Regions from separate parts of the Mus musculus genome. Here all the other regions are linked to region 1. Evidence: chromatin loops called from intact Hi-C (ENCODE). Cell type or tissue: gastrocnemius. All regions are shown on one strand.

Region 1 (4,000 bases):
AATAGGGAATCTTACAAACCTCCACATTAAGCACACACACACACACACACACACACACACACACACCATCCCTTACCTTGGAAGCGCAATCCCTCCAGGTAAATGTAACTCTCTGCTTGGCAATTCTGAACTGCTATGTCAAACCAAACACAAATGCCAAAAGACTATTTGTCTGACCTTCTTGCCTATTACAGAAATCTGTCTGACCTTATCACCACAGAAAGAGGATCCAATTTACCACACTCCTCCACTCTGAATGCCCTGGCTACTAGAATTAAGTGATCTCTTTTCTGGACTCCCATCTCATGTCTAATAGCAGCTAGTTAAATGCCTTCACAGATAACAAGCTGCAAAAACTCAAACAGCAAGCAAATCTCCACAGGGACATGAGGCTCGCCTATGGAAGACACTAGGTCCATGGCAAACTAAAACACTGCAGTAAGAGCTCACCAAAGGAGAGGTTAGAATCTCACTACTTTTCCAGATGTCTAACTTTCTGAGAAACACCACCTTGCATCACTACACAGTCCCGAGACTGCCCTATACCTCAGTAGTTTATCCTACTAGTCTCAGCAGGTAAGTAGAGAATGCCATATTGAGACCTGGGATGATCTAAGGCACAAAATGATATAAGGAGTCCAAAGGAAAGCTTGTGGAAATGGTCCTTCACCTTACCATGCTGTGCTCCCTAGCAACCTACAATCTGTCACTTTGATAATTAGTAGAAACTAGAGATGAAAAGTGGCACTTTAGAGTAAGCCTGGAGAAACTTCCAGCACAATTATTTACTCCATAGTGAGCTCTTTTTCCTTAATACCATACTTAAAATGTATGTTCCAAAGCAAGCTCATTTTAAACTGTGGCCTAGCTGTCCCGTTAATTTGAAACATAAGGCTGACTATCTAATCACTGCACTAATTGTTACTGTAACATCTTCTCTGGAGCCTTGGAGAGAGCCCTGAATCCCAGACAGTTCTGAACACTGATCATTTTCTCCCTGCAACATTACTGTCAATGAGTGTAACCAAACAGCTGTAAAGAAGGTACTTAGAACCACACTTTAATAAGTTAAAAGGCAGGCATGGTGGCATACCCTGTAATCCCAACACCTGAAAAGTGGAAGCAAGAGACTGATGATAACAAATTACATAGTGAAAGCTTGTCTCAAAGAGAGTAATCAACAAAAACTATTTTGACATAAATTCACTAATTACAATATTATATCTTTCCTATATTATGTATCCTGGTTGACCAAAAATAATCATGAGGTAAATTATGTATGTGGATAAGAAATAATATAAAGAATACAACCCTTTTGAGGGCTTTATAGATGAACATGTAACTGTTACTATTATCTGTAGTACAGTGTACCTCAAGAGCTTTTTAGTTTTTTAATATAAACCTGTCATATTTACTTATATCCTATTGTACATGTCACTTTAATAGTTTTAAAATTAGAATTCTAGTGTCCTTCTGTTGTAAAAATATCAGTGTTTCCAAAGTTATCCTTTAAGAACAGTACAATTCTAAAATTCTGTGAATTAAACAGCTGAAAATAATTCTGTCTTCTGAAAGGACACTCTCAAGGAGCTCAATGTGTGCGAGCAGAGCCATCTACTGGATGGAGTGTAGTATTACAAAGCACAACTGCTGGGTTGACATGGGTAAAAGTCTAGGACACTAGTTCCTAAAGTTCAAAAAAAAAAAAACCTCTTTAACAGGAGACTCTGTTTAACAAAGTAGGGCTGACATGTAAAAACAGAGCAGGGACTTCCAACCCTAGATTTAGTTGAAGAAGGGGCTGTGTTAAATTAGCCTGGGGAGCAGAAGCCCTGACCCTGGGTTGGGAGAAGGTGCAATGAGAAGGAAGTGTCAGCATCTTCCATCCTTCTCTTGGAGACATTGGTGAGCAAGAACAGTGATTAATGGCACTGAGAAATGAAAAGGACTGGGTTAGAGAGACCTGAATCGTTCTGTTCATAAGGACATAGTTTATGTGCTCATTTGATACATACTCTTTAAGCATGACTTTACTTAAAAACGCAAAAAGAATACATTTGATCTTTTACTACCAGTCAGTAAGAGCTGAGTTCCTAGGTCCTGTGGGCTTTCACTAGCCGAGTCCTAGATTGGTCCAGTCTAGGAAACAAAAGCCCAGTGTCAGGTCCCAACTTTCTCCCCTCAAAGGGGCATGGGTGTCCATAGAATCGAGGTAGGAAGTAGAGCTCTCCAAGGCCTCTCTCTGTGGTAGAGACTCCCAGTCTTGACAGCAGTTTATCTGCTAAGTTTGGAGTAACAGGCTGAAGCAAAGTTCCAAACACTCGCAAGCACTCCAAGGCTACGTGAAGCACGGTACCCAGCCAGGGAGCATCCTCAGGGCTCTCCCAGTTCAATTTCCATGGTGCGTGCCTTTGGACGAAACCATTAGTTTGCCGAACACAGCTGGATACCGCCTCCAGAGCCTTATAGATCTGAAAGTCATTATAATAGCCCGCTACCAGTTTGGGTAAAGTGGCCACTGCAGTTACAAGCGCATAGTCTTCTGCCTGCACACGAACTGACGGCCCCGTTAACCCTGGCTCACTGGGGAAACAGGCAGCACAGAAAGATGGGTAGGTTCCAGAAGGATTTATTCTGTAGGCAGTGCACCGGTTTAAAAGCCCTCCTAAGGCATCTGCCAGCTCGGAGTCCAGCAATTTAACCACCTTTTCATCATAGTAATCGCAGTCCCAATTGGGAACGCCCTGCCGAAGGAGAAAGTAGCGAAAGCCATCCACAGTATAGCGATCAAGGCAAGTCCTGGGATCCACCACGTTGCCCAAGCTTTTGGACATTTTTTGGCCACTCACCGTCCAGTGCGAGTGGACATAGATGCGATGTGGTGGCCTCAATCCTGCCCCTAGGAGAAGGGCAGGCCAATAAATAGCATGAAATTTGAGAATGTCCTTACCTATGATATGAGAGGTGGCTGGCCACCAAGACTTGAAATCTGCATCTGGGTAGCCAACTACAGTGAGGTAGTTGACCAGGGCATCCAGCCACACGTAGATGGTCTGCGAGTCGTCCCCGGGAACTGGTATGCCCCAGTGCAGATGGCTACTCCTTCGAGAAACGGACAAGTCGGGCAGCTCCTCCTCCAGCCACTGAAGAACTGCCTGGTGGAACGGTTCCGGTGTGATTGCCTGAGGATTGTTTCCAAGCCACCGCTGGAGTGGTTCTCGAAACTGAGAAAGCTTGAAAATGTAATTTTCTTCCTTCGTCCAGGAGACAGGATGTCCGCTCTCGAGAGACACGGGACAGGGATCCCCGGACGGACCCACCTGCCGAGTAACCTTGGCCTCCGGCAAGAAGCACTCATCCGAGGCACAATACCACCCTTCATAGATCCCTTTGTAAAGCAGACCCCGGGCCTCCAGCACACCCCAGAAATGCTGCACCGCTACTCGGTGCCGAGCCTCCGTGGTGCGGATGAAGTCCGTGGAAGAGATGTCAGCCTCCCGGAAAAGCTGCAAAAACTGGGCAGACACTCGATCGCACAGCTCGATCGGGGCCAAGCCGGCGGTGGCTGCCGCCTGCTGGATCTTCAGGCCGTGCTCATCCGTGCCGGTGGAAAACCGCGTGGACGCAGAGCCGGGAACTCGGAGACGACGGTGGCGGCACAGGGCGTCGGCCAGTAGCGCCGAGTACAGGTGCCCGATGTGCGGCGCGGCGTTCACGTAGAAGATAGGTGTGGTGAAGTAGGCCCGCGCTTCCCCGGCGTCGCCACTAGCGCTCGGCGAGCACGAACCGTAGCGGCGACAGCCGCGGCCGAACCGGGTGCGCGTCAACACCCAGCGAGCACACTGCCGCAGCATGGTGACAGCCGGCCCCAGCACTGGAGGCGGTGTTCCCGAGCACGGGAAAGGGCGCGTGCGCAGCTGGACGGTACCGCCGCTTCCGGCGCGGAAGCCAATGAACGGCAAGCGTTGACTCCTGCGGCCCCGCCCGCAACTCCCCCGCC
Region 2 (4,000 bases), 500 kb before region 1:
TAGGAATGCCGCTGGCTTCCCTTTGCGGGGAAACATGGGATTTAATGAGAGCTTCTTTGAGTTCACCTAACGTTCTAAAGGTTTATTCATTAATTAGAGCTTGGTTCAAACGCGCTGTGTTAAAATCCATGTAACTGCGTGAAGCAGGAAAGACTACCGAATAGGGAAGGAGAGACGGAAGTAATTACGTGAGGAAGAACAGGATCATGTGGGAACTCAGAGCAAGCACACCTGTCGGAATGCAAAGGGACAGGAAAAGGGAGACACCAGTGAAGGAATCCTGAAGATGTGGTGGTATATGACAGCCGGAGCTCAGGGAAGCGTGCACGTACACACACACACACACACACACACACACACACACACACATTGTGCAAAAGTAACTCTCACTTATCTGGCTAAACTGGCACCAACAAGCTCTAGGAATTCTCTTGTCTCCTTAGTGCTGGGATTAGAGGTGCCCACCTCCCAGCCTGGCTTTTTACAGATCCTCACACTTCTAAGCACTTTCCTGGCTGAGCCATCTCCCCAGCTCAAAGGAAGGCTGTTGAGGCGTCAAGGACAGACTGCATCACATCCCCATGCCATTAAAGAAGGAGAACAAGTTCAGAGTAGGAAGAACCTGGAATAAATGATGAGAGGAGACCTGGAAAGGGGGGGGGGTGGGGAAGAGCAGCCACAGGCTTGTGCAGAGGGATTTTGGGAGCTGCAGGAAGGGCTTAAGGAAGCCACGGCTGGAAAGTGGTCATGCCATTTTTTTATGTTTAGAAAAGTAGCCCCATCTGCTGTGCTATAAAAGGGGCAGAAGCATATACGAAAGAGGAGAATTAAAAAACACATGGTAAGGAAAGACAGCCGTGGCGGTGAGGGCTGAGAGAAGAAAAGGCTCTTAGCGAGATGACCCGGAGGCTGATCCAAAAGAGCATGGATCAGAAAAAAGATCTCCCTCCCAGAATCTCAGTTTCATTATTTTGAGGTAGGAATCTGACAGGAGTCACTAGAGCAGACAGGAGATGCTCTGGCTTGGCTGTAGTGTGGATACTTTCATGTGGTGGGACAGATGAAGTATGTAGGAGTGAGCATCATCCAAAGATAAGCAGAGACAACCACTACAAGAGAGGCCTGCGAGCTGACAGAACAGAAAGGAATCAAAACCATCTCTAGACATACAGAGAGAGGCAGAGACAGAGACACAGAGAGAAACAGAGAGAGATAGAAAGAGACAGAGAGAGACAGACAAACAACAGGGACACAGATACAGAGAAAGGGGGAGAGAAAGAGAGAGAGAGGGAGATGAGAGAGGTAGAGAGACGGTAGAGGGATAGAGAGACAAAGAGGGAGAGACAGAGAGGGAGAGGAGAGACAGAGACAGACAGTGAGACAGAGAGGGGGAGAGGAGGAGGGAGAGACAAAGAGACAGAGAGGGGGATAAGGAGAGAAAGAGACAGGCAGAGAGACAGAGGGAGACAGAGAGGGGAAGAAAAAGAGACAGAGAAATATAGAGGGAGAGGAGAGAGTGAGAAAGAGAGAAACAGAGGGGGAAGAGAGAAGGAAAGGGAGAGAAGGAAAGAGAGAGAGAGCCTACCTCTAACTCAGAGGAACACCAAAATTTAGCAGGAGGGAAGGATCTGCAAAGGCTTCTGGGAGAAAGTCCAGAGATGCAGTAAGGAGACAGGAGCAGCGTGAACCAGGAGCAGGAGGGAGACACTCACAACCAATCAAGTAAGAGAAAAGCCGAGAAGTGTTCACAGTATTTCACAACAAGGTTCTGATGACCTTGGGAAAATGATTTAATGGAGTGGCGGGGGAGAAGACAGATGAAAGTTGGCTAAGGATGAGTGGGAGGTAAGGAGGTGAACTCTGCATGTCTAAGCAACTTTGTCAAGAAGTTTGGATGTGGGTGAGGACAGAGAGGAAGAATGCCGGAGGGGCCACATTCATTTCTAAAGGTCTTTTATGTGTATAAGAAATCTACGTATAAAGTCAGTTAAGCTGAACAATGAATAATTAAACCATGAATTGTGAAAGGAAACAGGGCAAACTATGAAGTGGGAGAGAGACAAGCCTAAACTTGAGGCTTATTTCTCAAACTTGGCTTATCCCAGTACCCTAATGTTCTTTCTCCTTACTTCAGAGCCCCTTATCTCTGTGACATGGAAAGTCTACTCAAGAAATGAAAATATAAGTCAGATTAGCTTGAGTATGCATAAATCTACCTAAAGTTAAAAGTAAAAGCAGAGATTTCCTATGCTCCATGCATGTCTAGCACCATACAATGAGAAATTCTCACATCGGCCAGGAGGGGGCACCCCTGTTCTGGGCTTGGGTAGAGCCAGTGCATCTTGGGCTCCAGGGATTAGAAACATCCTTGGGAAGCCATTTGGTCCATTCCTCTGCTTCCATGTAGAGCTGCAAATAAATTCTGATAGCTTCCCAAGTTGTCAAATACAACGATGTGTCACTGACCTGCGTAAGTCAACACTGCCATTCTAGGTAAACATGCTGTTCACAGACTTCAGGTGGAAAACAGTTCTAGTAAACACTGAAACTGTCAATCAAACATCTCCAAAAGCCCACCATCCACTGCTGCTTATTTTCCACCATTATGCAGCGCACGCGCGCGCGCACACACACACATACACACTCACGCATGCACGCACGCATGCGCGCACACACAGTACTTTTTTTCCAATACTAGTTAAAACCAGTTTTCTTATCTGTCAGTTACCTCAGGAAATGTTTCCATATTTTTCATTTGCTAATAGTGCAAAATGAATGATAGCAACTCAGGTTTATAAGCCAAGAAAGAGAACAAGACCAGGATACAGTAGAGATGCCACAGGCCTGTCCGCATGGTCAAGGACAGCAAAATGTTTGATCTCTTACTCTCTTACCTTTCCTTGATTTCTGAAAATGTATAATCACAGATATAATTTTTTGAGGACTTGTTTGGGACTGGACCATGAAGAAGTTGTAAGGCAGAACCAAAGGAAGTGAGTATTCAGAGAGATATGACAAGGAGTCAAAACCTCAGAGGGACAGCCATACTTGGAGCACATAGTGAAAATGGAAACTACCAGGAGAAAAGAGCATAAACAACCATTAAACAAAATTACTCAGCAAGAAGCAACCACCTTTCTAGAAACAAATTTAAGGCCGTACGCACACCTCCCTCTACAGGATTCTATAACTGCTACCCAGAGATTCAGGAAGCTGTACGCACTCCTAGAAAACAGCCTTTATGAACGTTGTACACATTCCACAGTGCCATGTTTGCAGTGCTGCCTAAGTGAACGTCGACAGAGCATCCTAAACAGTCTCAGGTGGGACCCCCTGGGCCACTCTAACTCTCCCCAGTCACTTACTCAAACAGCCAGGCTGGCACCTTCCAGGGGACATCTCGGCACTGACAAGAAATCAGTGGATCTGGACAAGCTCCCTTCCAAGGGCGACCCTGAGAGGCAGTAGAGCAAACAGCCACACTCCACATGCAGCATTTTCCTAAGCTGTGGTTCTGAGCACACCTTTTCATAAACGATGCTCATTTCAAGGGCATTAGGCCACCACAGTCAGCTCTGTAGTTCACACTCATTTACTCTTTCCTTGGTTTGCTTTAGTTTTTTTTTTTTTTTTTTTTTTTTCTTGTGCTTGGAGCACATGCAGATTGGCCCGCACTGCATCCACATTCAATGCATGTTAAAGTGAAAATCTCCAAGGCGTCTGTGTCCACGGCATTCATTTTATGGAACTGGGAAAACAGAAAGAATTCTTCAGTAGGAACACATATAAGGAGCAGACTCAAAATGCAAAACCTCAACGTGTAGAATACTAAAAGAAAAGGAGATCTGCTTCTATTTCAAGAGCAAGCCTCATTCACCTTTCTGAAGGCCAGATGGAGGTGAGATTCACACCGGGTCCTGCTGACAGAAGCAGTTGTTTAGGTAGGTATGCCCATCCTCACTCTCTAAGGAATTAACAGTTCCAAGTTTCCTCTTTTTGC
Region 3 (4,000 bases), 120 kb before region 1:
GAACTTTGCCTTCCAGCAGCATATCCCATTATGAGCATAAGAACTGTACTGTCTACTAAGTTGATCCAATATAATTTTGTGTGATTCAGCCAAGTATTTTTTAAGTTCCTTTTGGATAAGAAGTAAAAGAGGAGCTGAACTGAGGAGTGTAGCTATCTTCCCTAACACAGTCACTGTTCCCTCAAGTTTGTTCATTATGTCAGACCAAGTATTTCCTGTGACAAGTGGCCTTTTTAGAAGATGCTCCCTTCAAAAGTAACTATTCTAGTAGGAAAGAAAAAGACTTCAGAAGAAAAGAGCACTAATCAAATAATAATCAAATCCTTAGTTACAACTGGAGGGATAGAATGCCCAAAAATCAATTCTAGAATATGTACTTAAATCTGAATACACATCTGTGTATTATTCCTTTTCCACAGAAACTCAAACCTGAGAAAATGAGTTTAAATTGTATGCAGAAAAGTATTCCAACTGCTAGGATGCTTCTACAATTAACAAAAATTGTTTCCCATCTTATTTTTGGTAAATAACTAAGCTTTTGGATATTTATTCTTGATAACTAACCTTTGGACATATTAACATTAATATTGTTGCTGCTTACTCTGAGGACAAGTTATGTAACTTTTTACAGTTGCTGATACTGATCTGATGGCTTAAAGCCCTTAAAAGCCAGCCCATTGAGATGAAGAATCGGGGTTGCAGAGCGCTAGGGTTAAAGCTACAGCTTTAGACTTTGACCCAAGTATTTAGCCACCTATTTACAGTAGAAATGACCATAAAGCACTGCACCGGAAACAAGATATGTGTATGATGGATAGTTGCTTATAATAATGACAGTCCTTATTACATGAATTTATCTAACAGAAATTACATACTACTTAAGAGAGAAGGTAGGCTCTCAGGCACTTTTTAAAAAGTCCTTGCAAAGGAGTCTTTGAACGGAGTTCCCAAAGCTATGGGGCCAAGTCTAATGAAGCTGGTTCCCTTCCCTTAGGCTCTCTCCTACTTTTATTTTATTTGCTTGTTTGTTCTTTTATGGGAGAGTGGGGGTGGGAGGGAGAGAGGGAGGGAGGGAGGGAGGGAGGGAGGGAGGGAGGGAGGGAGGGAGACAAGGTCTCACTGTGTAGCCCTTAAACTAACTATCCTTGAACTCGGTATATAGACCAAGCTGACCCTGAACTCAGAAATCCTCCTACTCTGCCTCCCAAGTGCTGAGATGAAATATGCATTATTAGCCAGGAGCGCAGGGCAGCTAGCCTACCAGGGGCCTGAACTGCGCTGCCCCGCCCTCCCTGGCAGGGATGAGTGACAGCGACAGCGACAGGTGCTGAGAGCAGAGGCGTCCGCTGCTTCTGTGTGTGGCGCCCGGAAGGGGGAGCAGAGTTTGCACGTGGGAACTTGTCTTCCTGTCTTCGAGCCAGCTTTCGGAAGTCCCCAGAGGCCACTCTCTGTAGTAGACCCTAGAGGTCGGCCCTCCAGGGCAGGGAAGGCTCGCCGCTCTTGCCTTCCGCGGCGCGTTCCCCTCCGCTCGCAGTGCTCGCGTCCGTCCGTCCAGCCGTCCGTCCTGCCGCCGCTGGCAGTCGCGGTGCGCGCCGTCCGTGCCGCCGCCCCGGCGGCCCCGGGACTTGCGCACAGCGCCACCGCCACCGCCGCCGCGCAGCCCGCCTCCCCCGCCCCCACAGGGCAGCTCGCCCGGCTCGGAGACTGCGCCACTGCAGCCGCCGCCGTCGCCGCCAGGGGGAGCGAGTCCCCGACGGGAGACGCGCCGGCTCGCTTCCTGCGAACGCGCCTTCCAACTTGAGCTTCCCGCGAACTCCGGAGATTAGAAAGATGGAGACCGAGTCCCGGGCGGTGAGTGCTGAGGGCCGGCCGGACTCTGCGCGGCCCGGCTTCGGACGGGCTGGAAAGAGTGGACTTTGGAGTCGAAAGCCTTGCTGTGGGGTTGGGAAGGAACGCGCCGCGGGAGGGCAGCGGGCAGCCCCGCTGAGGAGAGCGGCCCCTCGGGCTGTGTGAGAAGGGGCGCTGGGGGTGGGGGAGGCGGCGCTGGCCCTCGGTGGGGCGGACGGGCAGCTCGGGGGAAACGGCCATCGGCCAAACATGCCTAGCGAGCGGCCGCCCTCAAGTGTTCCCGCCCGGACGGCGGCGCCCTCGACGGCTCGCCCTTTTCAGGACACGTTCTCGCGGGCACGAGTTGCGCGGCCGTCGTCGACGCCCCGACCCGGGGCAAGGCCTGAGCCCGGGAAGGCCTGAGCTACGCGCGCTGCCCTGTCAGGCCTGGGCCCGGCTGGGGCCTAGGGGCCCCCACCGCCCCCGCCCTCCCAGTGCAGCCTGGTAACGTGCCGCGCCCCGCCCCGTGCCCGGCCGCCAGCCAATCAGCATGCGCCCACGCAAGGCCGCGGCCCCGCCTTGCACGAGGCGGCCAGCGCGTGGTAGGTGCCGTTGAGGGTTCCCGCCACCGCTGCTGGCGGGTTTGCCTGACAAAATTTCTCGCTGGCTGGCCTTCTTTTCCCTCCCGCACTTTGGTGGGGAGGGGGGAGACCCTCGTGTCGGTGTCCCGGTCCACGATGACCCGAGAGAACCCGAGGACGTTGTCAATCCGGCCATTTGCCCCATCGCCTCAGCCTGCTGGCCTCCGAGGGGAAGGAGCACCGAGGCGGTGACTGCGACGGTTAGCCCACCTCTTCCTTTGTCTTTGCAAAGATGATCCATCTCGAGGTCGAGGTTAAGCCTCAGAGGAGACGGCACTAGGGCCATGTTACCTTGGAAGAGCATCTTAAGAAACTCGTTGGTGGTCGAGCTTTACGGGGAAGCAGAGGGTCCAGACTAAGGATCCTGGAGCAGGCAGCCTCCTAGCTCCATGCTTTCAAATGGTTGACAGTGGGAGGTTCCCTCTCCTCAAATTCAGTGCTAACCTCGAAGGAACTTGATGTTACCTCTGTCAGAGCCTTGTTGCCTCTAACCATAAAATGGGTTCTAGAATGTTACTGATACTTCGGTCCTTACCCAAATGTTGACCAAGTACCAAGCAGGTCTCTCCTGAAACCTGGTTTATACAGTCAACAGATAGATAGGCACTGAACACTTGCTATGCGATGTTTCTGTTTTGCATGTCGCAGTGAGTTAAAAAAAAAATAGGCAAGCATCCTGTCTTCATGAATATTACAGCATAGTAATATATTACAGGTATATATGTGGTATCTTAGAAAATAAGAAAGAAAGCCATAACATCCACACTGGAGCCTTAAAAACAGGGACTGAAGTGATTTGGTTGTTTTAAAATCATTTTCTCAGTGTTTGAGGTCTCTTCACTTGGGACTGATTTCATCCACCTCTCACAGGAAAATGGAGTCTTCTTACTTAAACTTGAAAACAAACTAGTACTTCCATTGAACTCCTTTGTTTTTACAGAATTTTGTGAAGACATCATTATTTAACAAATTCTATACTAGAAATAAATTGGCACTGATATTGATATGTTCAGCCTTCTAAATTAGAAGTATAAACATAATGGATATATACCAATTTGTTTTGGGTTTTTTTGTTGTTTTGTTTTTTACAAGACAGGGTTTCTCTATGTAGCCTTGGCTGTCTGGGAACTCATTCTATAGCCCACAGACACATTTGTAATTGAGTTGTCTGTGAAGTCATTGGTCAAAGGAAGAAAGTACACCATGGGGCCTCTCAGGTGTTAAGAACACAATTTATACAAAATGGGCTTGAGACTTTTAGAATTCCAGGTAGAAGGGCTTTACCTGAAATGCGTATTGTAAGGAAACGGGAATGTTTCTGTGGTTGTGTGTATTATTGCTTTAAAAGTAAGATTGGTAAAGGAGAACAGTTGCTCAGAATATCCAGGATTAAGCAATGTTTGGTAGTTCTTGTGGTTTAGACAGTGCTTTTGTTTTTATAGGTATTTAGACACGATTAAAGAATTTTTTTTATCTTGCTCCATTATAATTACAGTGACCTTGTCTAATGCTGATGTTCTGTTAACAAGAGA
Region 4 (4,000 bases), 630 kb before region 1:
ATCAGGCTGACCTCCTCATCACCTAGGATCTAAACCTTTTTGATAATACACATGTGCACACACATGCTCCCCCATACACACACACACACACACACACACACACACACACACGAATACTAGCTTTTAATGATACTATCAACCAAGATCAATAAACAACCATGATAAAACAATGATTAGGTCCTCAACTACAGGAAGGTGAAAAGAAATCTTATTTGTATGTATGATAGTAAATCTCAAACATTAAAATCGATATATGAACCTAGGACCATGAAAGGCTTGGTTACAATAGACATTCAGTCAATAGTCATGCCCATGTCTGAAGACCCTCACTAACCTAGTGAGCCCCTTCCCACCCAAGTGTGCTGGGTCTATACAGCCTAATTCTTCTATCTTCTGCTGACTTACAGACACATCTCCTTTTATGTTGTATGCAGTAAGATGGCCAAGATGGATCTTAGCAATACAGACTGGAGAATAGGTAAATATATAGAGTAAATCAGAAAAATAAGAAATCAGGGTATAGCCCTCTTGGTAAACTTTAAGTAGTAGATAAATTAGGCATTTGGAAGATCATAAGGCAATGTATGAGTACCATTCACTGACATCAGTTCCTTACTTGTGGAGCAGAAAACCTGAGACGGGTTTCTTTCATAAAAGAAAGGCTCAGGGCTCAGCAAGAACAGGTCATGACACCAATCCAGCTCTCACAAGCACTGAGGATGGGGGTTTGGCTACTTTTTTGTATCCCCTGACAACTAGCTGACTAAAGCAACCTTCAGAATTTCTCTTGGTGTACAGTCTCAGGATCAGCAGGCAGAGAACTCTGGCTAGCCTCAAAGTGACTATGAAATTCCGGTCAGCCTTCAGAGACCCACCTCTGCTAGCAGGGCTTTGTCAAATGCTAGGCGGGATGCAGCTCACGGCAAGAATCAGTGGTTGCTACAAGCTCACAGCCTAAGATATTGATCTTGTCTTTTTAGTTTTGGTTCTTTATCGTTAGTATAGATGCCTTGCGTACATTTTCTATTACCTTGGCTGTGGTACTCACAGAGCAGGCTGCTTAGCAGAACCAATTGAACCTTGTGATATTCCTAGGCCTCTTCCGCAACCCACTCCTTAATGATCCTTCTACTGCCCCCTACAGGATAGAGGTAGAGGAGCGTCTCTCTGATACTTGTCTCTGCATGTTAAGGACAAAATTCCTGTAAGGTAAGAAGAAGTACAAATAGAGAGCCCTCACAGCTGGGAGAGCCCTCACAGCTGGATCTCAGGACACTGTGGGTGGAGAGCCCTCACAGCTGGATATCATTGCGAAAATAGTGGGATCTGAGACAAACTGCTACCTCCCTACACCTCTCTCCAGGCTCCTATTTTTAGTTGTGACACTGAGGGAAGCAGGATGAGGCAAAAAGTTCCACCCTCCCAGACTCTAAAGCCTCTTCTGGGACAAAGACTCTGCCATGCTTCTCCATGGCACACACCACAGCCAGCATGAGTCCTTGAACACAGGACTCCATTGTGTTTTTTGTTTTTTTTTTTTTTCAATAAAACATGAACTAGCAGGTTAAACGTAAGCATAGATCGAAAATCTTGTTTATCTGGGAGCTTCTGCAACCTGTCTCTTGACCTTCGATCTATTTAGATTTAATCACACTTCAAGAGTCTTGGAAAGAGATGAGGGCGAATGCTGCAATATGGCCGCTAGATGGCAGCACTAACCCACCACAGAATATCCCCAGCACAGGACACCAGCTACCGCTTGGAGCAGCTGCTGTTCCAATAGAATCCCAAGATTGAGCACATCAGGAATAATGTGCTGCTCTGCCTGGTCTCTCTGAACTTTCTTTTGTTTGTCATTGTAAGGAATCTTTGTATTACCATTGATGGAGCATAGCTGGTCTGTTGTCAAAACCAAGATACTGATGTATACTTCAGTAGTTTATATTTTCATGCTGTTTTTGCAATTATTATTGTTGTTGTTATTATTTAAACATGACATTAGAGGGTGAGGAGGTAGACTTATACTTTCTTGTGTATAATCCCCAGAAATTCAAAAGGAAAAGAAAAATGTATAATAAATGTTGCCTTTCTCACCATGGTTTCAGCATTCAAGACAAATATCTTGCTTGTTAACTTTAGCCTAAAATGTATATTACTTCCAGTGGCCAAGAAAAGAATCACAGGACTGACTGGTCAAAAGAAGAATGGGGTACATAGCAGAGACCTGCACAGCAAATGGGAGCTAAGCAGAGGACTGGTCGTACCCTCTTAGCCTTCACAGGATGACTCCTGTGCAAAGGTGAGACTTGGCTTGGTCCTCCGCCTGCCTGCCAGTCACTCTGGCTGCCTGAGCACACCTGTCCTGCTTGAGGGGGGGTAGGGACTGGCTTCCTTGAGGAAGGCGGTCTATACCTGTTCTTAGTTGTAACAGCTGCTTTTTAAAAAGCATCCCACTTCGTTCTTCTTGAGTTTCATGTGTTTTGCAAATGTGGACACTTTGCCCCTTCTTAGAATTGGGAACAAAACACCCATGGAAGGAGTTACAGAGACAAAGTTTGGAGCTGAGACGAAAGGATGGACCATCTAGAGACTGCCATACCCGGGGATCCATCCCATAATCAGCCTCCAAACGCTGACACCATTGCATACAATAGCAAGATTTTGCTGAAAGTACCCTGATATAGCTGTCTCTTGTGAGGCTATGCCAGGGCCTAGCAAACACAGAAGTGGATGCTCACAGTCAGCTATTGGATGGATCACAGAGCCCCCAATGGAGGAGCTAGAAAAAGTACCCAAGGAGCTGAAGGGGTCTGCAACCCTATAGGTGGAACAACAATATGAACTAACCAGTACCCCCCAGAGCTCCTGTCTCTAGCTGCATATGTAGCAGAAGATGGCCTAGTCGGCCATCATTGGAAAGAGAGGCCCATTGGTCTTGCAAACTTTATATGCCTCAGTACAGGGGAATGCCAGGGCCAAGAAGTGGGAGTGGGTGGGTAGGGGAGTAGGGGGGGAGGGTATGGGGGATTTTTGGAATAGCATTGGAAATGTAATGAAGAAAATACCTAATTAAAAAAAAAGCTGAATGGAAATGAAAAATTTTAAAGCAACTATGTTAAAAAAAAAAAAAGAAAGAAAAAGAAAAAAAAAAAGCATCCCACTGTTAGCTCCCTGTTGCCACAAATACAAACGTTCCCTGGGTTGCTTCTCTTGTTCTGCCTTCCTTTCTCTTGGATCTCAGAAGAAGTCAAAAACTGAGATGGGTGGGATAGGGAAATAGCATTATTTTGGAGAAAGAAATTTACACACACACACACACACACACACACACACACACACACACACACATATATAATTGTATGAATTATAGGATCTATCTCCCCACCCTTGAATGTCATGTTTAAATAACATCATTATCATTATATATATATATACATATATATATACATACACACACACACACACACACACATATATATATATATATATATATATATATATATATATATATATATATGCATTGATGGGTGCCTTACACAAAGCAGGACAGTGGCAAGTGTTAGTAGGGCCATAGCTCACATTTACACAAATGATAAGCTGTCACAAAGTGAAGTCATTTTAAACACTGCCCTATGTATGCCTGTCTGAAGAAGTTTGCTGACCTCATCAACATCCCTCAGCATGGTACCTGACTCTGCTTAATTTTCTTTCCCTCAGAAATATTTTATTGATTAAATTTGTCCATTACACTGCCTCTGGCTTTTCTTCTGCCTTAAGCCCCACTCAGTAGTATAGAGTCCAGAAGGGTGACCTGGTAAAACCTGTGCCTGGAACCTTTGCTCCCCAAGCATTCTCTGTACTGTCCCCTGCTGCTCTCTGGTCCGGGGACCACCAGCACCTGAGCTCCTCAGCTCTCTGGTCCCTGTCTGCAAGTAGCTAGTATGGAATTCTGGTATTGAAGGAAGGTAAAAGTTCCCGTCCCTTACCACGAGCTTACCTG
Region 5 (4,000 bases), 140 kb before region 1:
CCAGAAACTTAGGATACCCAAGATATAAGATACAACTTGCCAAACGCATGAAATTCAAGAAGAACGAAGACCAAAGTGTGGACACTCTACCCTTTCTTAGAAATGGGAACAAAACACCCATAGAAGGAGTTACAGAGACAAAATTTGGAGCTGTGACGAAAGGATGGACCATCTAGTGATTGCCATATGCAGGGATCCATCCCATAATCAGCTTCCAAATGCTGACACCATTGCATACACTAGCAAGATTTTGCTGAAAGGACCCAGATATAGCTCTTTCTTGTGAGACTATGCCGGGGCCTAGCAAACACAGAAGTGGATGATCACAGTCAGCTATTGGATGGGTCACACGGCCCCTTATGGAGGAGCTAGAGAAATTACCCAAGGAGCTAAAGGGAACTGCAACCCTATAGGTGGAACAACAATATGAACTAACCAGTACCCGGGAGCTCTTGTCCTTAGCTGCATATGTATCAAAAGATGGCCTAGTCGGTCATCACTGCAAAGAGAGGCCCATTGGACTTGCAAACTTTATATGCCCCAGTACAGGGGAACACCAGGGCCAAAAAGGGGCAGTGGGTGGGTAGGAGATTGGGGGGGTGGGTATGGGAGACCTTTGGGATAGCATTGAAAATGTAAATGAGGAAAATACCTAATAAAAAAAAAGGAAAAGAAAATAATAGCCAGAAGCTGGAAAGAACCCAGATGTCCCTCAACAGAGGAATGGATACAGAAAATGTGGTACATTTACACAATGGAGTACTGCTCAGCTATTAAAAACAATTAATTTATGAAATTCCTAGGCAAATTGATGAATCTGGACAGTATCATCCTGAGTGAGGTAACTCAATCACAAAAGAACTCACATGATATGGACTCACTGATAAGTGGATATTAACCCAGAAACTTAGAATACCCAAGATACAATTTGCAAAACACATGAAATTCAAGAAGAAGGAAGACCAAAGTGTGGACACTTTGCCCCTTCTTAGAATTGTGAACAAAACACCCATGGAAGGAGTTACAGAGACAAATTTTGGAGCTGAGACGAAAGGATGGACCATCTAGAGACTGCCGCACCTGGGGATCCATCCCATAATCAGCCTCCACACACAGACACTATTGCATATGCCAGCAAGATTTTGCTGAAAGGACCCAGATATAGCTGTCTCTTGGAAGGCTGTGCCGGGGCCTAGCAAACACAGAAGTGGATGCTCACAGTCAGCTATTGGATGGAACACATGGCTCTCAATGGAGGAGCTAGAGAAAGTACCCAAGGAGCTAAAGGGGTCTGCAACCCTATAGGTGGAACAACAATATGAACTCAGCAGTACCCCCCAGAGCTCGTGTCTCTAGCTGCATATGTAGCAGAAGATGGCCTGGTCAGCCATCATTGGAAAGAGAGGCCCATTGGTCTTGCAAACTTTATATGCTTCAGTACAGGGGAACGCCAGTGTCAAGAAGTGGGAGTGGGTGGGTAGGGGAATAGGGGGGAGGGTTTGGGGGACTTTTGGGATAGCATTGGAAATATAAATGAATAAAATACCTAATAAAAATGTTTTAAAAAAATAAATAAATGAAGGAAAAGGTAAAAAAAAAAAAAAGCAACAGTGGGTTTGGGAACTTCTGATTTCAAATACTGAACAAATGCCTGGTTGAGCACACAGAGCTAAGCTCATATTTCCTGCTTTTCTATATCAAATTATTGTTAATGAATAATAAATGAAAAACTTGTTAATGAAAAAACAAAACAAAAAAAACGAAATGTAAATGAAGAAAATACCTAATAAAAAAATTGGAAAAAAAAAAGCATAAAACAGAAGCATCCCAGAATTAAAGTCTACAAGGTTTCCATGCTATAAAAACTTGACAATTGCATACATAACTTTTGGATGCATGTAATTTCTGCTTTATACATTTTATCAAAGAAATGGGTTGCTTTTCCAACACTGATTTGAACATAGGAGGCTTTATGGTTGCCCTGCAGCCCTCAACTGGGCTTGGGGTTTATGGGATCTGCGGCTTCCCATGTCTTAGATTCCTAATTCTCTTTGTATTGGGGCCTCCTGGCTTGCTGTGTGGGTGCGACATTCGCTTCCTTTCTTCCACCAGGGAATTTGCGTTGAGGGTGGGCTGCTGCCTGTTTCTATAGCTGGCTTTTGTTTTCCAAGGCTCTTCAGCCCACAGGCGTGATTCCTAGGCAATTCAAAACCAAGCACTTTTACAATGAAGTTAACACAAACTGGGAAGTCTCCAGAGCAAGCGAGAGCCTGGCTGGCCAGCAGAGGGTGCTGGTGCACAAGAAGGGAGGTTCGTAAGGCCAAGCAGACAAGGGATCCCTGCCTGGCCCAACCTCAACAGGGGGAAAACCAAGACACTCCAAACCCATCATCCCCTCTGCCTGGCGCCTGGCAAATTTCAGTTTTAGATGACCCAGAGAGAACTGACCTCTACTTTGCCATTAAATTTCTTTCTTACCCTTAACGTTTGTTTTGTTATATGTTTAACGTGATTTTAAATTTATTTTAGTTTTTTTTAAAAAGCTTTCTTTTTTTATTATTACTCATCTATAATACGATTTTCTTCATTTTTTTTTTGTGCAATTGGATTTATTTCACCTTCGGCCGTCTGCTCTCTCAATTTCAAATATTTTTCAATTTAATTTTTTAAATTAAAAATAAAAGAAAGAAACTTTTAGGGAGAAGATACGAGAAGATGGAAAGATCTCCCAGGCTCATAATTCAGTAGGATTAAGATAGTAAAAATAACCGTATTACCAAAGCAATCTACAGATTCAATGCTGTCCTCAGCAAAATCCCAACACAATTCTTTACAGACCTTGAAAGCACAATGTTCAACTTCATGTGGAAAAACAAAAACCTCAGGATAGATAAAACAATCCTGTGCAATAAAAAAGGCTTCCAGAGGTGTCACCACCCTGATTTCAAGCTCAGCTGCAAAGCCAGAGTCTGGAACAAGCTCTGCACCATGTGCTGAGAAAAGTAGCAATGGTAGGCTTTCAGGGGCAAAACTCAGTTTTGCCTGGAAAAAGTTGCGTACTTTCTCTAATATTTACCTTTTTAAACTCTTCTCTAGTCTAAGGCCAGAAACTGCTGGCGTCTGGCGATTAACACCTGCTGATTAGCAGTGGGGAATTAAGTTAAAAAAATTGATAGCTCTGGCTCTTTGTTCTTTTCTCACAGGCCCCTCCCGGCTCCAGGGCTGGACTCATAGTTCGGTAACTCCTTGTGAGCCGCGTTACCAAAGAGAAAAGAAAAGAAGAAAAAGAAATCGCTGTCGAATGATATTCTGCTGTACTCATAGATTGGTGTCTAAAGAAGAGAGGATTCCTCCAGCAACTGATGGAAACAGATGTAGAAACCCACAGCCAAACATTAGGCAAAGCTTGAGGAATCCTTCAGAAGAGGAGGAGGACTATCCTAGAAACCAAACGAGACAAAGACACCACAAGAAAACCCACAGAATCGCACATTTGCGGGTCCCGGTGTATAGCGTGCCGCAATCACGGCTAGCCATCTGTAACTCAACAACGGCGCAAAGATGCCTACCCTGGGCCTGGGCACCTGAAAGTCCCCTTCTGGCCAGTGACTGAGGCTGTGAAGGTTGCGTAGGGTATCGCCACGCCACATTGACTGCTCTCAGGGGCACCAGAATGAGAAGGAGGTGGGAGTGGTCCTCCAGGAGAAGCTCAAGGAGAAGGTGGTGACTCGCCAGGACCTCTTCACCGTCATCGTGCTGTGGTGCACGTTCCACGACAAGAGCATGGTGAAAGGAGCCTGCCAGAAGATACTGAGCGACCTGCAGCGGGACTAGCTGGATCTCTGTCTTACTCACTGGCCCACGGGCTTCAAGCCTGGGCCCTACTCTTTCCCACTGGAAATATGATTCCTAGTGACAGTTGGCTATACAACAGCTAGTCGATGAAGGTTTGATAAAAGCAATCGGTGTCTCCAGCTTCAACTCTCTTCAGATTGAGAGG
Region 6 (4,000 bases), 110 kb after region 1:
TTTAAACATATCTCTTTTGATTTTAGAACTTCTACTCAACGACTCAACCCATTTCCAAAGGCTGATTAATCCTATCAAGTTTGAATGTCAACGTGGGTGGTTTTTTTTTTTGGGGGGGGGGTCTTTTCCGTTCTTTTCTGTTCTTTTTTACTGTGAAGCATCCCTGGTTTGCAAGTCCTAAGAAGCACCAATTTACTCCCCATAGTGCCCTACTATTATTTTGATGTATATAATCAGTTCATTCCGACTATTGTCCACGCGCATTAGCATGAATATACGCAAGGAATGACATGTAACAAGTCACAACCTGGTGCCGAAAACTTGCTGGACCAGAGAACAGCTGCAGGGAAGCCGAAGGGAGTGGTGGCAAAGACAAACAACAGGAGGATAACGCAAACTAGTGCCACCTGCATCCGGCTAGACCAACTGGATGGAGCCGACCGGCAGGTACGTCACCGGCCAAGCTTGCTCCCGGTGAGGTGGGCAGTGTTTACAGCCCTCGACGCCGGCGGTCCCGACGCGGGGACAGCCCCCTGGTCCCCAGCTGGCCCACCCCACACCCGGGCGCCGTCAGCTGCCACTCACAGCAGGCAGCGCAGCAGCAGCCGCTGGTGACAAGCGTCAGCCCCGGGCCTCGGCGAACACAGCGGGGTCCTGCGTCTAGCAGGCCTCCAGGGCGGCCGGCGCCGGCTCGGCTGCCTCCGGGGCCGCGGCTCCGGAAGCGCAGGCCAGCCACCGCGGCCACGGCCCCCACCCGCTCGCCCTGGCCTCTCCTAGACGGAGTCCCGCCAGCAGGAGAGCCCCGGCTCGGCCCCGCCAACTCTGTGACAGGAAAGCCGTAGGGACGATACCTGCGCCTTGGTGCCTGGCCTGTTCCGCCTCAGCACTGCCGTCCCCTCCGCCATGACCATAGTGCCAGAGTCTGGGCGGCTGGCGTCGGTACCCGGATGTGGGGGCCGGCAGCTTGCGCGGGGGGCGGGGCACGGCGGGGCTCAGCGCTGCGGCGGCGGGGAGGGGCGGCAGCCTGCGGAACAGCCGCCGCCCGCGCGGAGCACCATGGGAAGAGTGCCGAGCCCGCGGCTCCGGCGGAGGGAGGAGCACAGAATGAACAGCCGGCGGAGCTCCGCCGAGGCCGAAAAGGAAGATGCGACCGGAAGCTGGGGTAGAGAGCCGCTTCCAAGGTCTGTGGTGCAGGTGACCCAAGCCTGCGTCACTTGTGGGTGTTTGTCCTTCAGCTGTCTATAGACTGGAAGGGCAGTTTGCACAATAGTGACCATCTCAGAAAAGCGAAATGAGAACATAATTCTCCACCCCAGATAATCTGGTAAATTTTTATAGAATCTTCATGGATTAACCCAATCTAGAATCAGATTGGCTGGGTCGGTTAAAGGGAAGACAGGAGGTACTGATAAATCTTGCTTCTAGGGTCCTCTTACTGAAAAGCCAAGGACTCTTTCAATGACAAGTTGGTTTCCGTAGATAAAAGACTCAATGCTAAATTAAAAAAAAAAATGCCCATCATGAGATAGAAAGCGCACATCTGTTATTGTGTGTTAGAGTTAAAATAAACTCACATTTTTGCAAGTCGGAAGCAGGAGGAAATGAATAGCCCTTGATGGCTTTTATGAATTCTGTATCTTAACAAAATTCCAAGTTTCTCGTGTTTTTAAGTGTGATGTTTTTTGTGTGTTTTCTTTTGTTGTTGTTTTGGTTTTGTGTTTTCTTTTTTTGGAGACAGCGTCTCCCTGATGTTCCTTGAATTTAAGAGATTTGTTTTGAGTGCTGGGACCAACGGAGTACACGGCATGCCCGGCCAGGCTTAGGGGTTCATGTGTAATCCAACCCAGGTGATCCCACACCTTTTTCTGAATCCCTTGGGCGCATGCAGGTAAAAAGCTTACACACATTAAATAAATAAGCAAGTAAATAAGCAAAACAGTTAAAAGAATTGTTTAGAATTCAAAGCCAGCATGGGCTACATAGAGAGTTCCAGGCCAGGCAGGGCTACAGAGCAAGACTTAAATCTTCTCTCAATCTTTCCCAAAATAAGAAAAAAAACACAGCATTTTTACCAGAATCTTTTTTTTTTCCAAACAAGAAAAGTTTGTTTTGGTTTATAGTACCATGGGACACCTGGTGAGGAAGTTGTGGACACTGGGTAAGTGCTCTTTATAACTTCAAGAGCATGGGGTTCAGAAACAGAGGTCTTAAGCTGGAGGCAGAAGCTGGTATCTGCATCAAGACCCGCCCAAAGTGAGCCACTTCTCAGAGCTGGGCCATGGTTAGAATTACACAACCTCCAAATCGAATCTCAAGCTGAACACCAAGTGTTCCAACATAAGAGCTGCGGCGGGGCAGAGTGGCGCCTTTAATCCCAGCACTCAGGAGGCAGATACAGGCTGATCTCTGTGAGTTCAGAGTATGCCTGGTCTACAAAGAGAGTTCAAGGCCAGCCAGGAGTATGTAGTGAGACCTTATCCTTAAACAACAACAATAGTAAGAATGAACGGAGGAATTCCCTTATTCAGATTGGCCTATGGATATGCCTAGGGAGCCCTATCATTATTAATTACTGATGTGGGGGGCTCAGCCCACTGTGGGTAATACCACCCCTGGGCAAACTGACAAACCCTGGGAAACAGACCAGTGGCCAGTAAGCACTGTTCATTCATGGCCTCTGCTTCAGTTCTTCCCTCCAGGTTCCCACCTTAAGTTCCTGCCCAGCCCTTCCTCAGTGACGAATTGTTACCTAGAAGTGTAATAGGAAATAAACCTTTTCCTCTCCTAAGTTGGTGTTGGTCATTGCTTTGTCGTAGCAACAGAGGAGCAATGTGTCTGAATGCATATGACATGTGTATGCATACAGCTGTCCTTGGAAGCCAGTGTAGAGTGTCAAGATCCCCTGGAGCTAGAGTTACAAGCAGTTGTGAGCTGCTTCATTTGGTTGCTCGAACCAAACCTCTAGAAGGACAGGATTCACAAATTCTTTTTTTTTTCTTAATTTTTTTATTATTTAAATGCATTTTATGCATCAAACATATTAAGAATATGAAGTATTTTGAGAATCAAATAATACACAAAATTGTTCAACTTTTATATTCATATCCTTTCATACCCTAAAAATATTAATGAATATTTAATACTATCCATAACTGAGGATCCTATGTCTAATGTTGAATACTAAATTGTTTCAAAACATACAAAATATTCTTTGGGAATTAAGCGTAGTAAAAGAGCATAAAATACAAAAAAATGAATTATTAAGAAATATATTCAAAAGCCCTTATATGATACCACCTGACATAGTGAGAGAGTATTTAAAATGCATTATATTATCTGTGTACATTGTCTAACAATCAGTTTACTTAAAAAAAGATTATCAGTTTTTCCTGGAAAGAAATTTTTTTTTTTTTTTGCATTTCTCATTTTTATTTTACAGAAAAAGTTGCTTTTACTGTACAGATTTTAAAAAACCAAAATGCCTTAAACAAAGTTGGGGGGGAAGAGGGTCTCACAACCTTGTCAGGGGGTACAGCAGGGCCAACCAACTTCAGCTCCTTCCTCTTTCAGGAAAGATCACAACTTACCAAGTCAAACCATCAGTCACCCAAGAATTTAGGGAGCTAACTCCCTGCATCATCACAATCTGAGGCCTAGATGCCCTGAGCTGTGCCCCTCCCTCCCTAAACTCCCTCCCTCCCACTCCAACCCCCAAAACACAAGAACCAGGAAAAACTCACAGAGATCAACATTTCACAGGAACAACAACAAAAAAAGGGTGGGTGGGGGAGGAAGCTCTCCCCTCAAGATGCTGCCAAGATTCAAGGGAAGGCATACAAAGACTCCTTCCATGATTCTTCTGGGAAAAATGAGGAATACTCATGTCTCCAGAGTATGAGGTGTAGTGGAATCCAGATTACGGAGACCTGGAGGAGCGGTGACGATTAGAACGGGGACTAGGTATCTCCTTTCTCTTGTGACCAGGAGAGTGACTGTCCCC
Region 7 (4,000 bases), 500 kb before region 1:
CAATGAGCCCAAATTACCTCCCATGAAAGTTGGTCATCAAGAGGCAGTTCACACAATTTGAGAAGAATTGGAACTCCGAGAACAATGAACCTTGAAGCTATCTTGGCAGTGACACACAGGATTTAGGGAAGGTTGGGATAAGCCGTTCCCAAGAATAAAACCTGCACTAATGTGGAAGTTTAACTGGGGATCCCTCGGTTCAGTGACCCTCTCTCACACCTAGTAACCGATTATCTTATCACTTCAATGTTGGGAATTGGTTCTAATGCTTTGTCTTATTTCAGCTCCCCAAAGCCGCACTTCCAGACCTGAGGGTCCCTGCTCCCAGCTGCCTTCCATTGAAAATAAAGAATTGCAGTACAGCCAATGGCTGGGCGGGGAGACAGGGTGGGACTTTTAGATTGGGGGAGGGAGGGTAAGAGAGAAAAGGGAGGAGAATTGCCATGATAGAAAAGCAGAAAGATAAAACTTAAAGGCCAGTTGGCATGTGAGAATCCAGGAAAGGGGCCTTAGGGGCCACTTCCCCGACTGGGTCTGGTGTAGCAGAGATGAAATATAGATTTTAAAAGATGTTAACTCAGGAATACTAGAGGGGAGTTTAAACAGCTATTTCTTTTAAAGCAGGAGAAAGTAAGAATGAACTGAACTTGTCTGTCAGAAAAAGGAGTTAGTGGTGAACATCATCTTGGATGACAGACCTGTTATAGTTCTGTAGATTCCCCACTTTGGGTTCCCTTCAAGGGAGCAGTGTTTGAAAGGCCATCTGTCTGCTGTGGGCAATGACTGCAAGCCTAATCCACTTACAGAAAATGTCAACAAAATTGCTTCAACGCCAGTGAGCTGAATAATAGAACACCCTAAGCTAACTTAAAAACATGATTCTGAAAGCCTTAGGAATTTCTATTCCCTGGAGGATCCTGGTGTCCCGATAATCCTTGCTACCATTCTGATAAAAGAACCATTCAACAGGACAAGAGAAGGCATGGCCTGTCGATTCCCTCCTCCCTGCTCTCACTCCTGCTCATGGTCTTCTTCTCTATGTTAACGGACCTAATAAGAAAAGGGAAGAGGTTGATATCCACCTCTTCACACTAATGAAACTAACTGCATTTCAAATAAATTTTTTTTAAAAAAATAGCATTGTTGAAAATTTCCACTATCTAAGGATGACCTACCAACTGCAAAAATAACCTTGAAATCTAAGCTCATACAACCTTGATGGTTGCTGTATGACATCTCAGGAAGACCTAGAATAACCTGGAAAGACCTGTAGAAGCCTTACCTCTAGTAACTGAAAACCATTATCATCACCAAAGACTCACTCACAACAACTTGAAAGATGTAGAATGCCAAAGGCCAGAGCTAGCAAAAGCTGGAAAGGTCCTTACTATTATTAGAAGAATATATTTTTAAAATGCAATATGATACCTTCTGTGTAAGGCTTCTTTTAAAGAAGGATCTGATTACATGACTCCAATTATTAGTTACTTGGCTGATCCTCAAAAAGTCATTTTGCAAAAGTGCTAGACTAAAAAGAAGACGTAAAACCAACAGCCCCTGACCAAGGTGCTGCTTCAGGCCAGCTCTGTGCCATAGCTTTCAAAAGCAAACTGATTTTTGTGACACCTGCTCTATATTGTACAACTCCAAAGACACCTTCCACTCCCCTTTCCAGTGTTGGCATCCTACAGCCCTAGTTCTGGTCTAGAAATGCCTTCTCTCCAGGGATAGCCATTCTTTAGTCTCTACAACTTATGTTTAAGTAGACTGAATGTAAGCACATGTACCCCAGGCCTATTCCCAGAACTGGAAAGCATCCGTTACTGCTGGCCTGAGTCCCAGTTCTGTGTAAATTGGAGGGAAGGGTTGCCAGGAAGATGTGCCAAGACACGATCCACCCAGAGAGTGAGGCTGGTCCAGCTCCTGGTGAGTGTTCTGATCCTCCCATTCCTCAGGCTGAGTCTATGGCCAACTTCATTTCCACATCCATGGCCGATTGGAGACCTGCTCTGTTATGACTATTTATTCTGCTTCTCAAATCCACCAGAGCATTTGCTTAGACACCAAAGCAATGGCTACTGCAAGGAAAGGTCTATTCCCATTCTCCACAAGTCTGAGACTCATGCAGGTTACAGATCTCACACTCAGGTCACCCCCAACACAAACTGCTATAGCACACATGTGTGTATGCTAAAAGTGGGAGTCTAGAAATTTTACGGTTTGGTTGTTTATTTAGGGTCATGCTGGTTTGATAATTCATTGATCACTACTATGTTTACACCACTCTACATATCTATATACAAACACAATACCTCTATTAATAAATATGGATGAATGAATCTTAATATCCATTCAGTGCTAACATCTGCTACCCAGCACACATTGAATTAGCCTAAGTGTCCCATAAAAATTTTCACACTGTTATTTTTTCATCCAGAGACCAAATCAAAGGTCACATAGCACTAACATCTTTGAAGAGAATGTCTCCATCCTGAGGACTCGGTGAACAGAAGTGACAGATACTGACCAGCAAGGTCACAGCCGCAAGTGAGTGTGTGAGTGGCATCTCTGAAGAGACTCACATTTCTACCCTCACTCCTGCTGACTTTATGGAATTCACACCACTAACTCATATGCATGTGTCAAAACATCTCGTTTAAATGTCAAATACCATCACTCTTACCTTTTTATTTTTAAATCAACTTTATAAATATATATCCCTGAAAAAAAAACAACCCACCATACATTCACAAAACCTACTGGGTTCTGTGTCATGCCAATGCCTCCCTAATCCTTCTTTCTATTTGGGCCTCAGATTTCTTCCCAGAATAGATTGCTGTGAAAATGAAGCCAGTGGGGGGTGAGGTGTAGGACGCTCACATTCGGCACTTTGACATGACAGCAGCTGATAGTCCTTAGAACTTGATGTGTGAACTAAGAAAACAAAGAAAAAAGTAAGAGGAACTTTCAATTACTGCAGTAGAAAATCAGGAACTCTATCCGACAAGCCTTCATGATTCTTTCTGCAGCCATGGATCTGTAATAAGCAAAGCAACATGGCCCTCTTCTTTAGCTTCATCAGTATACTCCTGAGAACACACAGTAAGGGTCTTTTAAAAGTCATATGGAATCATATAATTTTATATCTATGTAAAATTAACACAATGCACATAAACATATGCCTATATTAAATATATGTAAATATATGTGCATAATTTAAAGGAAGTTATGTCTCTTGGGGTCATAATGTTACCCTCAAAAAAATCACAGACTAACAAAAACCCCAGTACCAAGCAAGAGAATCATCCTTTTGAGTATTTCTCCAGGGAGTCCAAGAAACTCCAAAAGCCATATAGACAATTGCCGTTCGCTCTTGGTCACCTCCCAGAAAGCCCTATTGCTGAGGACACCGCAGACTTTATACACAGGATTCAGAGGAACTAGAATCCCTCACCAGAAAGTCCCTCTGTGAGGACTGGCTTGATGGTACTGAGAGGTACTATGTAAACTACAGATTGAAGAAAACATCTAACAGGCCGATCCAACTGCGATGCCTATGCATGATGACAGTGACCGGAACAGCAAGAGTTCCCTAGAGGGATGATAGTGGCACTTTTATCTTGGCTGTAACCAACAGCTAATTGATTGGACATAAGGCAGTCAATAGGTGGGAAATCACATCTGGAACTATAAATCTAGCCAAGCACCCTTGGCTGCTGAGGCCACAGATTTCAAAGGGAACCTACTACTGCCTCCTTCCAAAACAAGTATAAGGTCTAACTGCACTCTGAACATTTATCCTTACGCCCACAGGTTAGTGTAGCTCTCATCTCTCATCAAACAGCATTCTTTTCTAAGTAGACAGAGACTTTTCCAGAAAGCCACAACTAGTCAAAAATGCAGAAAACCTCCGACTTTGGAGTGCCCAGATGCAATTGAAGCATCTCCAATACATCTCCTGCTCCTAAGGCTCAGAGAACATTGAGGAATAGGGGGCAGA

Evidence for each region. Peaks named below come from ENCODE experiments on the same cell type or tissue, not always from the same donor. Only the 100,000 strongest peaks of a DNase experiment are listed, where the experiment ranks them.
Region 2: a loop joins it to region 1, with 2.5 times the contacts of the local background. A loop is called at or near these places in 9 of 42 quality-filtered maps.
Region 3: a loop joins it to region 1, with 3 times the contacts of the local background. A loop is called at or near these places in 13 of 42 quality-filtered maps.
Region 4: it touches region 1 in a loop (4-fold over the local background); 13 of 42 quality-filtered maps call a loop at or near these places.
Region 5: a loop joins it to region 1, with 16 times the contacts of the local background. A loop is called at or near these places in 28 of 42 quality-filtered maps.
Region 6: a loop joins it to region 1, with 3 times the contacts of the local background. A loop is called at or near these places in 8 of 42 quality-filtered maps.
Region 7: a loop joins it to region 1, with 2.6 times the contacts of the local background. A loop is called at or near these places in 9 of 42 quality-filtered maps.

What each region holds. Positions count from the first base shown.
Region 1 is chr1:55,237,094-55,241,093 of GRCm38, reverse strand. It overlaps Mars2 (methionine-tRNA synthetase 2 (mitochondrial)), which reads right to left and starts at 3,917. Exons shown (of 1, transcript NM_175439.3): 1 at 1,036-3,917. The coding sequence starts at 3,854. The coding sequence ends at 2,094. In gastrocnemius, CTCF peaks have their summits at 1,622 (motif pointing left) and 3,856; DNase peaks (open chromatin) are centred at 1,617, 2,428, 3,147 and 3,931; H3K4me3 peaks cover 2,461 bases; H3K27ac peaks cover 1,848 bases.
Region 2 is chr1:55,734,869-55,738,868 of GRCm38, reverse strand. The region is part of intron 5 of Plcl1 (phospholipase C-like 1); the gene reads right to left. Among named protein-coding and RNA genes, the nearest start is that of Gm32949, 150 kb to the left of the region's middle. In gastrocnemius, a CTCF peak has its summit at 2,304 (motif pointing right); a DNase peak (open chromatin) is centred at 2,305; H3K27ac peaks cover 161 bases.
Region 3 is chr1:55,361,150-55,365,149 of GRCm38, reverse strand. It overlaps Boll (boule homolog, RNA binding protein), which reads left to right and starts at 1,397. Exons shown (of 11, transcript NM_001368767.1): 1 at 1,397-1,851. The coding sequence starts at 1,831. In gastrocnemius, a CTCF peak has its summit at 1,744 (motif pointing right); DNase peaks (open chromatin) are centred at 1,361, 1,722 and 2,451; H3K4me3 peaks cover 913 bases.
Region 4 is chr1:55,872,076-55,876,075 of GRCm38, reverse strand. No RefSeq gene overlaps it. Among named protein-coding and RNA genes, the nearest start is that of Gm32949, 15 kb to the left of the region's middle. In gastrocnemius, CTCF peaks have their summits at 1,158 (motif pointing left) and 1,710 (motif pointing right); DNase peaks (open chromatin) are centred at 1,315 and 1,719.
Region 5 is chr1:55,381,616-55,385,615 of GRCm38, reverse strand. It overlaps the pseudogene Gm8531. Among named protein-coding and RNA genes, the nearest start is that of Boll, 20 kb to the right of the region's middle. In gastrocnemius, a CTCF peak has its summit at 2,285 (motif pointing right); a DNase peak (open chromatin) is centred at 2,293.
Region 6 is chr1:55,128,211-55,132,210 of GRCm38, reverse strand. It overlaps Mob4 (MOB family member 4, phocein), which reads right to left and starts at 966. Exons shown (of 8, transcript NM_025283.3): 1 at 852-966. The coding sequence starts at 911. It also overlaps the pseudogene Gm16581. In gastrocnemius, no CTCF peak of the experiment used is centred here; DNase peaks (open chromatin) are centred at 644, 1,008 and 1,841; H3K4me3 peaks cover 2,002 bases; H3K27ac peaks cover 2,481 bases.
Region 7 is chr1:55,739,957-55,743,956 of GRCm38, reverse strand. All of the region lies in intron 5 of Plcl1 (phospholipase C-like 1), which reads right to left. Among named protein-coding and RNA genes, the nearest start is that of Gm32949, 150 kb to the left of the region's middle. In gastrocnemius, no CTCF peak of the experiment used is centred here; DNase peaks (open chromatin) are centred at 767 and 1,858; H3K27ac peaks cover 3,521 bases.